Linked DNA regions of Homo sapiens: region 1 is linked to region 2. Evidence: chromatin contacts called from ENCODE Hi-C or POLR2A ChIA-PET data. All regions are on one chromosome and are shown on one strand. Each heading gives the region's core, a stretch centred on a gene start or an enhancer-like site at or near the end of the contact. The rest is flanking DNA. Distances are from core to core; before and after follow the strand shown. Region 1 overlaps DOP1B (DOP1 leucine zipper like protein B). Region 2 overlaps DOP1B (DOP1 leucine zipper like protein B).

Region 1 (5,549 bases), core at 75-2,574, 86 kb after region 2:
AGAACGCCTGACAGACAATCTCAGAGTTGGACAGACATCCATAGTTGCTGCTCAGATGTTTCTTTTTTTCAGAGTTTTGCTGCTAAGAATATCTCCTCAACATTTGACTTCATTGTGGCCAATAATGGTCTCTGAATTGGTGAGTACAAGTATTGTAAGTTTGAAAGCAAGGTTGGAGCTTTTTAAAATGCTTTTTCAGTAACATAACGTACTATTTCCTATGTATCCCATTTTATCTAAATGTTATTTTTAATCAGGTTGGTAGCACATGGTTAGCTCTTGGTTAAACAGAGAATATTTTACTCTATGATCATATTTGATCTCTCACCCTGTCAGTTATTCCAACTAACTTGTACCATTTGATAATACTTACTAGTTTTTTATATACATATAAATTTGGGCTGGGCGTGGTAGCTTATGCCTGTAATCCCAGCACTTCGGGAGGCTAAGGTGGATGGATCACTTGAGCCCAGGAGTTCGAGACTAGCCTGGGCAACATGGTGAAACTCCTTGTCTACAAAAAAATACAAAAATTAATTCGGCATGGCGGGAAGTTGCATCTGCAGAAGGTTGAGGCTGCAGTGAGCCATGATTGTACCACTGCACTCCAGACTGGGTGACAGAGTAAGACCCCGTCTTATTCATTCATTCATAAATTAATCGATTTTTAAAAATAAGTAAAAAAAAATATTTGGGTAGATTTAATCTGTCTCAGATAGTAACTTGAATGCATTTTTTTTTCAGATTCAGACATTCACACAGCTTGAAGAAGATCTAAAAGATGAAGATGAGTCATTGAGGTAAGCAGTACAAGATCTGTACACAAGAGGAAAAGATAGTCACGATTAAAGCACGTCACTTTAGATATAGAGTTGTCTAATGTTAAATGCTGTTATCTTGAAGTACTTGTGAAAGGACCAGCTATTCCAAAAATTTCTTAAAAAGAAAATTCTTCTGAGGGACAGGTCATAGGTGAATGGACTATAACAGATCTGAATGAATTTATAACAAGCGTTTCTTTGCAAATTTATAGAAGCACCAACAAAGTAAACAGAACGAAAGTTTCAGTCCCGGATGCAAATGGACCCTCAGTGGGGGAGATACCCCAGAGTGAACTCATCTTGTATTTATCAGCTTGCAAATTCTTGGACACAGCGCTTTCTTTTCCACCTGACAAGATGCCATTATTTCAAATGTAAGTCAGATAGGATCGTGTGTCCTTTTTGAAGTAAGAGATTTTGTTTTTTCCTTTTAAGCACTTTCACTTGTTTTTCATGTACAGTTTATGGGAAACCACCATCTGGGTTTCTAGTGACAGCTAAGCCAGCTCGGAATACCAAGTTTCAGATTACTTGCAACATCTGTGGCTCTGCAAATTTGGCTCACAGGAGTGTTTATGAATGTGTTTCTATGGTGTGTGTGTGTGTGTGTGTGTGTGTGTGTGTGTGTGTGTGTGTGTGTGTGGTTTTTGCTACTGAATGCTTATAAAACAGGGCTTACCCACTGGTGCTCCTCACTGCCTTTGTGTAGACCTTTTTGTCTGTGTTTAGTTAGATACAAATGCCTTTATTTGGAGCCTGCCATCTCCGATTCACTTTGCCCCATAGGCTTATGTTTCCTGCCGGCTTAGCACAGCTGCTCATTTGTTTAATTTCATGACCAGCCCCAGAGGCTATTTCTCTCTCTCCTACCCCCACAAAGAGAGTAATCATATAGAAATGTTTGTGGTTAAAGAGCGGGTTCTCTTAAATGCACATTGCTAAGTGAAAGAAGCCAGTCTGAAAAGGCTACACACTGTATGATTCCAACCATGTGACATTCTGGAAAAGGCAAAACCATGGAGACAGTAAAAAGATCAGTGGTCGCCAGGGGTTGGGGAGAGGGAGGCAGGGATGAATGGGTGAAGCACAGAGGATTTTTAGGGCAGTGAAATTATTGCATACAGAGCTATAATGGTAGATCCATGTCATTGTCCATTTCTCCAAATCCATACAATGTACACCACCAAGAGTGAACCCTGATGTAAACTCTGGACTTGGGAGGATAACAGTGAGTCAGTAGAGGCTCTTCAGTTTTAACAAATGTACCACTCTGGTGCAGGATGTTGATAATACGGCAGGCTTGTATGTATGTAGGATGGGATGTACGGGAACTACTTTCTACTCCATTTTGCTGTGAACCTAAAGCTGTTCTGCAAAAGAAAGTCTTTTAGTTTTTAAAAAGCAGGTTTGGGCCGGACGTGGTGTCTCATACGTGTAATACTAGCACTTTAGGAGGCTGAGGCGGGTGGATCACCTGAGGTTGGGAGTTCGAGACCAGCCTGGCCAACATGGCGAAACCCTGTCTCAACTAAAAACACAAAAATTAGGCCAGGTACCGTGGCTCACACCTGTAATCCCAGCACTTTGGGAGGCCAAGGTGGGTGGATCACTTGAGGCCAGGAGTTCAAGACCAGCCCGGCCAACATGGTGAAAAACCCTGTCTCTACTAAAAATACAAAAATTAGGCCAGGCGCGATGGCTCACACCTGTAATCCCAGCACTTTGGGAGGCCAAGGTGGTTGGATCACCTGAGTTTGGGATCAGCCTGACCAACATGGAGAAAATCCATCTCTACTAAAAATACAAAATTAGCTGGGCATGGTGGCGTATGCCTGTAATCCCAGCTACTTGGGAGGCTGAGGCAGGAGAATCGCTTGAACCTGGGAGGCAGAGGTTGCAGTGAGCCAAGATCATGCCATCTGCCATTGCACTCCAGCCTGGGCAACAAAAGCGAGACTCCATCTCAAAAAAAAAAAAAAATACAAAAATTAGCCAGATGTGGTGGTGGGCGCCTGTAATCCCAGCTACTTCGGAAGCTGAGGAAGGAGAATCACTTGAACCCGAGAGGCAGAGGTTGCAGTGAGCCGACATCGCACCACTGCACTCCAGCCTAGGCAACAGAGCGAGACTCCCCCTCAAAAAAAAAAGAGGCCGGGCACAGTGGCTCATGTCTGTAACCCCAGCACTTTGGGAGGCCGAGGCAGGCGGATCATGAGGTCAGGAGTTCAAGACCAGCCAGGCCAACATGGTGAAACCCTGTCTCTACTAAAAATGCAAAAATTAGCTGCCTGTATTGGTGGGCACCTGTAATCCCAGCTACTCAAGAGGCTGAGGCAGGAGAATCGCTTGAAACCGAAGGCGGAGGTTGCAGTGAACCGAGATCGCACCACTGCACTCCAGCCTGGGCGAAAGAGCGAAACTGCATCTCAAACCAAAAAAAAGTGGAGGCTAGGCGCAGTGGCTCATGCCTGTAATCCCAGCACTTTAGGAGGCTGAGGCAGGTGGATCACGAGGTCAGGAGTTCAAGACCAGCCTGGCCAAGATGGTGAAACCCCGTCTCTACTAAAAATACAAAAAAATTAGTCAGGCATGGTGGCAGGTGCCTGTAATCCCAGCTACTCGGGAGGCTGAGGCAGAGAATTGCTTGAACCTGGGAGGTGGAGGTTGCAGGGAGCCAAGATTGCACCACTGCCCTCCAGACTGGGCGACAGAACGAGACTGTCTCAAAAAAACAAAAAAGTGGGTTCCGATATATGTGAATGTGCATAGCAACATTATTTATAATAGGCAAGAAGTAGAGACAACCCAAATGGCCATCAGCTGATGAACAGGCAGATCATGTGACATATCCATACAGTGGAATACGGTTCAGCAACAAAAAGAATTGAAGAACTGAGACACGCTGGAATCTGGATGAACCGGAAAATATGATGCTAAGTGAAAGCTCGAAACAAGGGAACATATAGTGTATGATTCTGCTTATATGGAATGTCCACGATGAGACAGAGTGTGGATTAGTGGGTGCCTAGGTCTCAAGGGTATAGGGGGTTGGGGTGGTGATGGCTGAGCAGGGCAGGATTTCTTTTTGGGGTAATGAAATACTCTAAAATTGATTGTGATAATAGACGTGCAACTCTATGAATATAATAAAAGGCATTGAGTTGTCCATATTAAATAGATACAGTATGTGAATTATATCTTAATAAAACTAATTTTAACGACGTTGAAGGCCTCTTACCAGCAGACCTGACCTTCTGTTTGTTCCCTGCAGTTATAGGTGGGCATTTATTCCAGAAGTGGACACAGAGGGCCCTGCCTTCCTGTCGGATGTAGAGGAGAATCACCAAGAATGCAAACCCCACACTGTCAGGATTCTAGAACTTCTAAAATTAAAGTTTGGGGTAAGTGCTTTTCTTTTCTTTTCTTTTTTTTTTTTTTTGGTGAGACAGAGTTTCACTCGGCCACCCAGGTTAGAGTGCAGTGGTGCGGTCTTCGCTTACTGCAGCCTCCACCTCCCAGGTTCAAGTGATTCTCCTGCCTCAGCTTCCGGAGTAGCTGGGATTACAGGAATGTGCCACCACACCTGGCTAATTTTGTTTTGTTTTGTTCTGAGACGGAATCTCACTCTGTTGCCCAGGCTAGAGTGCAGTGGCACAACCTCAGGTCACTGCAACCTCAGCCTCCTGGTTTCAAGCAATTCTCCTCTCAGCCTCTGGAATAGCTGGAACTACAGGCGCACGCCACCATGCCTGGCTAATTTTTGTTTTTTTGTTTTTGGGTTTTTTTTTTTTTTTTTTGAGACGAAGTCTCACTCTGTTGCCCAGACTGGAGTGCAATGGCAGGATCTCAGCTCACTGCAACCTCCACCTCCCAGGTTCAAGCAATTCCCGCACCTCAGCTTCCCAAGTAGTTGGAACTACAGGCACATGCCACCACTCTTGGGGCTAATTTTTGTATTTTTAGTAGAGACAGGTTTTCGCCATATTGGTCAGGCTGGTCTCGAACTCCTGACCTCAGGTGATCCGCCTGCTTCAGCCTCCCAAAGTGTTGGGATTACAGGCGAGAGCCACCGTGTCCAGCCTGCTTTTCTTTTTAAAAATTATATTCATGAGGCTGGTAATCCCAGCATTTTGGGAGGCCGAGGTGGGCAGATCGCCTGAGGTCAGGAGTTCAAGACCAACCTGGCAAATATGGTGAAACTCCATCTCTACAAAAATACAAAAATTAGCTGGTCATGGTGACCGGTACCTGTAATCCCAGCTACTCAGGAAGCTGAGGCAAGAGAATCGCTTGAACCCGGGAGACAGAGGTTGCAGTGAGCCAAGATCACGCTGCTGCACTCCAGCCTGGGCGACAGAGCAAGACTCTGTCTCAAAAAAAAAAAAAAAGGACCTTATTTCTTAGGTTTTGCCACATGCATGTGCTTCCCAGCCATCTCGAGCCCTCAGTAAAACCATATCATTGTTATGGGTTTGTTTTTTCTGCAGGAAATCAGTAGCTCTGATGAGATCACCATGAAGAGTGAATTCCCGCTTCTGCGCCAACATTCTGTTTCCAGCATCAGGCAGTTGATGCCATTCTTCATGACTCTAAATGGTGCATTTAAGACCCAGAGACAGCTGCCTGCTGATAGCCCAGGAACTCCATTCTTGGACTTTCCTGTCACAGATAGCCCAAGGATCTTAAAACAACTGGAAGAATGCATCGAATATGATTTTCTGGAACATC
Region 2 (6,212 bases), core at 1,292-3,791:
CCAGTCTGCAGGCCTTCATCGTGGGCCTGCTGCCCGGCCTTGAAGAGGGCTCCGAGATCTCCGACAGGTGCGTGGGCGTCTTGTCCAGGCTGTGTTTACTCCACTGCTTTATAAGACGCGGGGAGGGGGCCGGGCGCAGTGGCTCACGCCTGTAATCCCAGCACTTTGGAAGGCCAAGGTGGGTGGATCACAAGGTCAGGAGATGGAGACCATCCTGGCTAACACGATGAAACCCTGCCTCTACTAAAAATAAAAAAATTTAGCCGGGCATGGTGGCGGGCGTCTGTAGTCCCAGCTACTCGGGAGGCTGAGGCAGGAGAATGGCGTGAACCTGGGAGGCGGAGCTTGCAGTGAGCCGAGATCGCACCACTGCACTCCAGCCTGGACAACAGAGACTCTGTCTCGAAAAAAAAAAAAAAGACACGGGGAAGGAAGTGCAGAGACATGGGAAGCAGCAGTAGGTGTGGAGGTCGGGTTGCTCTTTCACATTTCCTTGGTGGTTGTGATTTCAAATTCCTCCCGGGAATCTCTCTTGTCTCTTTACCAAAGGGGAAGTCCCGAGCCCGGAGAGATGAGATCCTTTAGGCGGAGAGAAATGTAGCTCATTAATAAGGGAGACCATAGTGCAGGGTTCCCATGATGTCCTGTCCCGTTACGGAGTTACCCACAGAGTCACCATGTGTGGAGGGAAGACATACCCTCTTAGGGCGCCTAGTGTGGAGGAAATGAAGGGACCCTTTCCTGGGCACTTGCAGCGTGCATTACACACATGATCACATTGTGTAATGAATTCCTCTGCTCCAGGAGTTACCTCCATTTACAGGTGAGGGTCAGAGGGTAAGAAGGTTTCCCAGTCGCACAGTCAGTGAGCCCCACAGCTGGGATTCTATTCCACTGTATCTATTGGATTCTTTTTTTTTTTTTTTTTTTTGAGACAGAGTCTTGTTCTATCACCCAGGCTGGAGTGCAGTGGTGCGATCTCGGCTCACTACAACCTCCGCCTCCTGGGTTCAAGTGATTCTCCCGCCGCAGCCTCCCAAGTAGCCAAGATTACAGGCTCGTGCCACCACACCCAGCTAATTTTTGTATTTTTAGTAGAGATGGGGTTTCCCTCTGGCGGCCAGGCTGGTCTCAAACTCCTGGCCTCAAGTGATCCGCCCACCTCAGCCTCCCAAAGTGCTGGGATTACAGGCGTGAGCCACCACACACGGCTCATATCAGATTCTAAAGTCCTTCTTCTTTCCATTAAACTAGGCTGCTTCTAAATTAAAAAGCAAAGCCAGGGCAGGGCTTGAGAAGGCAATTTAGTGTGATGTGAAGCAGAATATCTTGACAGGTTTCAGTAGCACCTTGGAGAAATCTATAGCACTCATATGCACAAAAGTTCATGTAGCTTTGTGTGTGTGTGTGTGTGTGGTCACTGCTTAGGAATGGGAGAAAGTGTGAATCTGTTCCGACTATTGAGTATGGCCGGGCACGGTGGCTCACACCTGTAATCCCAGCACTTTGGGAGGCCAGAGCAGGTGGATCACTTGAGGTCAGGAGTTCAAGACCAGCCTGGCCAACATGGTGAAACCCCATATCTACTAAAAATACAAAAAAATTAGCCGGACATGGTGGTGTGCGCCTGTAATCCCAGCTACTTGGGAGGCTGAGGCAGGGGAATAGCTTGAGCCTGCGAGGTGAAGGTTGCAGCGAGCCGAGATTGCACCACTGCACTCCAGCCTGGGTGACAGAGTAAGACTACGTCTCAGAAAAAAACAAACAAACAAACAAAAACCAGACTGTTGAGTATACACAGTGACCTTTGTTTCCGGAGAAGTATAAAGTAAGAACTCACTTCCAGCTTATTAACTCTTCTGAGAGATGCCACAGTGATTCACCTCTGTTAATGGGACCTGTTTTAAGAGCCCATGTTCAGTCACTGGTGACTTTTGTGCTTGTAAAAGCTGCCATGTGATTACACAACGCGCTGCTCATATTACCCTGTGCTGGAGGCCCTAGTCAGGTCACCCTTTCCTGTGGTGTCAGCTGTGACTGAGGGGTGCAGGAGGCTGGAGTCTAACCCAGGAATCAATCCAAGGTCCATTTGCACGGCTCCCCCAGCCTTAAGTAAACCAAGTAATCAGAATGGTTTGAAGGGTTAGTTAGGAAGTGGCCAAGGGTGCATTTCGTGAGCTCTATATCAGGACTTGACAGATGTAACTAAAACATTGCACTTTAACCATTTCAAGCTCTCACATAGACCAGGTGTTGGCTCTCCATTTCCCAAAGGAGAATCCACCTTTACAGTTTCTACCTTAGGAGGCAGAATCTGTCTCGTTGCGGTTTTAAGCCCAGCGCCAGGCCCTGTGGCTGGTACACGGTGAGACTCGGTAAGTGTGTGTTGAGTTAACGAGTGGTCCAGGTCACATAGGAGGCAGCTGGAGGACATTGCCAGACTCCATGCCAATGGACTCCTAATCCCAGGCCCTTTCTAGAAGTTCTGCTGTGTTTGTGTTCTGATGACAGATATGTGAGTATACATCCTACATGATTTTTCCATCATTGGACAGATGAACACATTAGTTCCCTAAAGCTTACTGTGATCTTTTAAATCTGTGTGAATCACACTAGAAGTGTAAATAGTTGGAGTGTTTTTGTTTTCTTAGTTGATAAATAAAGGTTCATTTGAACAGTTGCTAAAGTTGCTTAACATTGATTTTTTTTCTGAATATTGTGATTTCTTGACATTGAACCAAGAGCCAAGTAAAGCTTCATGAATCACCGAATCTATTTAGCTGTGACAGAAAACCAAATGCAGTGTGGCACCCAGAAGTGATTAGTTATCAGCTCTCCAAGGTGGATGCAGGTGAAAGGTTATACAATAATCTCTGAGCCAGTGTGTTGCAGCCACAGTAATTGAAGTGACTGTACAAGATTTTTTGGTTGCTATATCCATTTCAGTCTGAGACGGTTTGGTAACTGTTCCCAGAAGTGCTTGGGTAGCCAGGTGTGGTGACAGGCACCTGTAATCCCAGCTATTTGGAAGACTGAGGCAGAAGAATCACTTGAACCTCGGAGGTGGAGGTTGCAGTGAGCCAAGATCGCACCACTGCACTCTAGCCTGGGCAACAGAGCAAGACTCCATCTCAAAAAAGAAAAAAAGTGCTTGGGAATTGAGTGAAACACCCCAACAAATGTGCAGAGAGCAGAAAGGGAGGGTGCAGTGGGGGGGGTCATGATGAGCACGTGGGTAGAAATTGCAAAGTGGTGAGTTAGGTTGAGCTGGTGAAGGCTGGGATGACTCACAGGTTTCATGTAGGTGGAGGCTGTCCCTGGTGTGTGCTTTTTAGTGAACCATAAGGAATGAAACTTTTGGCCCCTGTTAGAACTTATTATCCACCCTGGCTTTCTAACCCTTTGGGGTCTGCAGATAACCTATGACTGGTCAGAAATCCTTTTTTTTTTTTTTTAAGTGCCCATGAAATAGCTACATAGCTGTGTTTTGCTGTACTAAGAAAACAAGATTAGAACAGGGAAAGCACTAAACTCTTCTTCTCAGGAGATGAGGAGAGGTGAATGTTTTAAATGGTTTGTAAGAAGGCAACAACTAGCTCACCAGATATTTCCATTTAAATCAGTAATTTTCAATGTAGTAGTAATTTTGCCTCTCAGGGTACATTTGACAATATCTGGAGACAGTTTTGGCTGTCACAACTGGGGGTGGGGAGGGTGCTACTGATATTTAGTGGGTAGAGTCCAGGAGCTGCTGAACATTTTACAATGCACACAGGTGCCCCGACAACAAAGACTTACCTGGTCCCAGATGTCAGTGGGGTGGACGTTCAGAAACCCTGGCTTAAAGAGTTGAAAAATATTTATTGACATTTCTTTTCTTTTGGAGCTCATTAATAAGGGAGGCCATAGTACAGAGTTTCCATGATGTCCTGTCCCATTAAAGAGTTACCCACAGCGTCACCATATGAAGAGGGGAAGACGTACCCTCTTAGGGCCCCTATCGTGGAGGAAACAAATGGACCCTTTACTGAGCACTTGCGACGTGCATGACCCACATGATCACATTGAATTCCAGGGTCTTGCTGTGTACCCAGGCTGGAGTACAGTGGCAGGATTATAGCTCACTGCAGTCTCAACCTCCAAGGATAAAACGATCCTCCGGCCTCAGCCTTCCAAAGCACTGAGATTACAGGCATGAGCCACCCCTTTTGGCTGACATTTCTATTTTTTTTTTTTTTTTGAGACAGTCTCGCTCTGTCGCCCAGGCTGGAGTGCAGTGGCGCAATCTTGGCTCACTGCAACCTCCACCTCCCGGGTACAAGCGATTCTCCTCCCTCAGCCTCCCGAGTAGCTGGGACTACAGGCATGCACCATGACACCTGGCTAATTTTTGTATTTTTAGTAGAGACGGAGTTTCACCATGTTGGCCAGGCTGGTCTTGAACTCCTGGCCTCAAGTGATCCACCTGCCTCAGCCTCCCAAAGTGCTGGGATTACAGGCGTGAGCCACTGCACCCAGCACCAACATTTCTTTTGGTTGGTTTCAGGCACTGTGATCATGATCTGTGCTGGTTCGAGGCTTTTTTTTTGCCCCCTCTTTAGCGCTGTTTCTGACCTGCAGTTTACAGTACAGGGTGCTGTTGTCACTGCCCTGCCTCTTCAGTTTCAGATGATTGTACCAAAGCGGTGCTGTCTTGTGACAGCTTGGCTTTCCATGGTTGTCCTTTTGGCAAGCAGCTGCAGAACCAAAGTTGTGGAGTGCTTGGGATTTGCGGTGCCCGGCCCATGCCACTCACCTGCTCTCAGTTGTGGAGTGGAGCATGCCAGTGTCATTTGAAGGAGCTGCGTTTGCAGGAGGCATGAGAGAGCATAAGCTGGGATGAGTTAGGAAGGATGGAAATACTTGGGGTTTGGAAGTTGGGTTTTTTTTTTTAATGTTTGTTGGTTTTTTGTTTGTTTTTGTTTTGTTTTTTGAGATGGAGTCTCACTCTGTTGCCCAGGCTGGAGTGCAGCGGTGCAATCTTGGCACCCTGCAGCCTCCACCTCCTGGGTTCAAGCAATTCTCCTGCCTCAGCCTCACGAGAAGCTGGGATTACAGGTGCGAACCACCATGCCCAGCTAATTTTGTATTTTTAGTAGAGACGGGGTTTTACCATGTTGGCCAGGCTGATCTTGAACTCCTGGGCTCAAATGATCCACCTGCCTTGGCCTCCCAAAGTGCTGGGATTACAGGTGTCAGCCACTGTGCCTGGCCCGTTTGTTGGTTTTGAATTAAAAGTTTAGGGTTCCCAGTGGGGCATGGTGGCTCATGCCTGTAATTCCAGCACTTTGGGAGGCCGAGGCGGGGGGTTACCTGAGCTCAGGTGTTCAAGACCAGCTTGGCCAACATGGTGAAACCCCGTATCTACCAAAAAAAAAATACAAAAATTAGCCAGGCATGGTGGCGGCTGCCTGTAATCCCAGATACTCAGGAGGCTGAGCCAGGAGAATCACTTGAACCTGGGAGGCAGAGGTTGCAGTGAGCCAAGATCGTGCCATTGCACTCCAGCCTGGGCAACAAGAGTGAAACTCCGTCTCAAAAAAAAAAAAGTTTAGAGTTCTGGACTGTAAACTGCACACTAATATTGGAATTTAACAACCGAGATGATCATAGTAACTCTTGTTGAGTAGGAAGTTATTTCGTTTTTAACCCCGTTTATTTTGCTCTCTCATACCAAAGGTTTGTCATAGTTGCTGTTGTTTCTACTATGATGTCATTTAAATTGTTAGTATGCATCCATTTTTTTTAGAATAAAATGAGACTTAAAAAACAAAGCTGGCTGGGCACAGTGGCTCACACCTGTAGTCCCAGCACTGAGAGGCCATGCAGGGTGGACCACTTGAAGCCAAAAGTTCAAGACCAGCCTGGGCAACATGGTGAAACTCTGTCTACATATAAAATGCAAAAATTAGCCCAGTGTGGCAGCATGGGTGTGTAGTCCCAGCTACTCAGAGGCTGAGGCAGGAAAATTGATTGAGCCCAGGAGGTCAGGGCTGCAGTGAGCTGTGTTCATGCCACTGCACTCCAGCCTGGGTGACAGAGTAACACCCTGCCTCAAAAAAAAAAAAAAAATTATTTCTTTAATAGAAAGCTAGTAGCCAGTTTTCAGAATATTGAAGAGACAACATAGGCAGCGTTTCCCATACTTTTTGAGGGTGGAACCCCTCTTCTGT

What was found. A loop is a pair of places that touch in the nucleus more often than their neighbours do. ChIA-PET counts read pairs that join two places held with the same protein, here RNA polymerase II (POLR2A). Pooled maps may share reads with other maps.
Region 1: a pooled map shows a loop between it and region 2 (2.7-fold over the local background). The contact joins two enhancer-like sites. A Hi-C loop is called at or near these places in 1 of 168 maps with a recorded cell type or tissue (lower leg skin) and 5 of 50 pooled maps. POLR2A ChIA-PET finds 5 or more read pairs at or near these places in 4 of 52 experiments (AG04449, HEK293, PC-3 and 1 more).

Annotation. Positions count from the first base shown.
Region 1 is chr21:36,288,012-36,293,560 of GRCh38, forward strand. DOP1B (DOP1 leucine zipper like protein B) reads left to right here. Exons shown (of 37, transcript NM_001320714.2): 33 at 3-139; 34 at 745-800; 35 at 1,034-1,195; 36 at 4,093-4,222; 37 at 5,309-5,549. Among named protein-coding and RNA genes, the nearest start is that of MORC3, 29 kb to the right of the region's middle. RefSeq lists a silencer at 1,782-1,831. Within about 2 kb of position 1,325, at least 8 of the 41 ENCODE cell types and tissues checked have a DNase peak (open chromatin) inside an H3K27ac peak, as active enhancers do.
Region 2 is chr21:36,200,435-36,206,646 of GRCh38, forward strand. DOP1B (DOP1 leucine zipper like protein B) reads left to right here. Exons shown (of 37, transcript NM_001320714.2): 4 at 1-67. Among named protein-coding and RNA genes, the nearest start is that of DOP1B, 47 kb to the left of the region's middle. Within about 2 kb of position 2,542, at least 11 of the 41 ENCODE cell types and tissues checked have a DNase peak (open chromatin) inside an H3K27ac peak, as active enhancers do.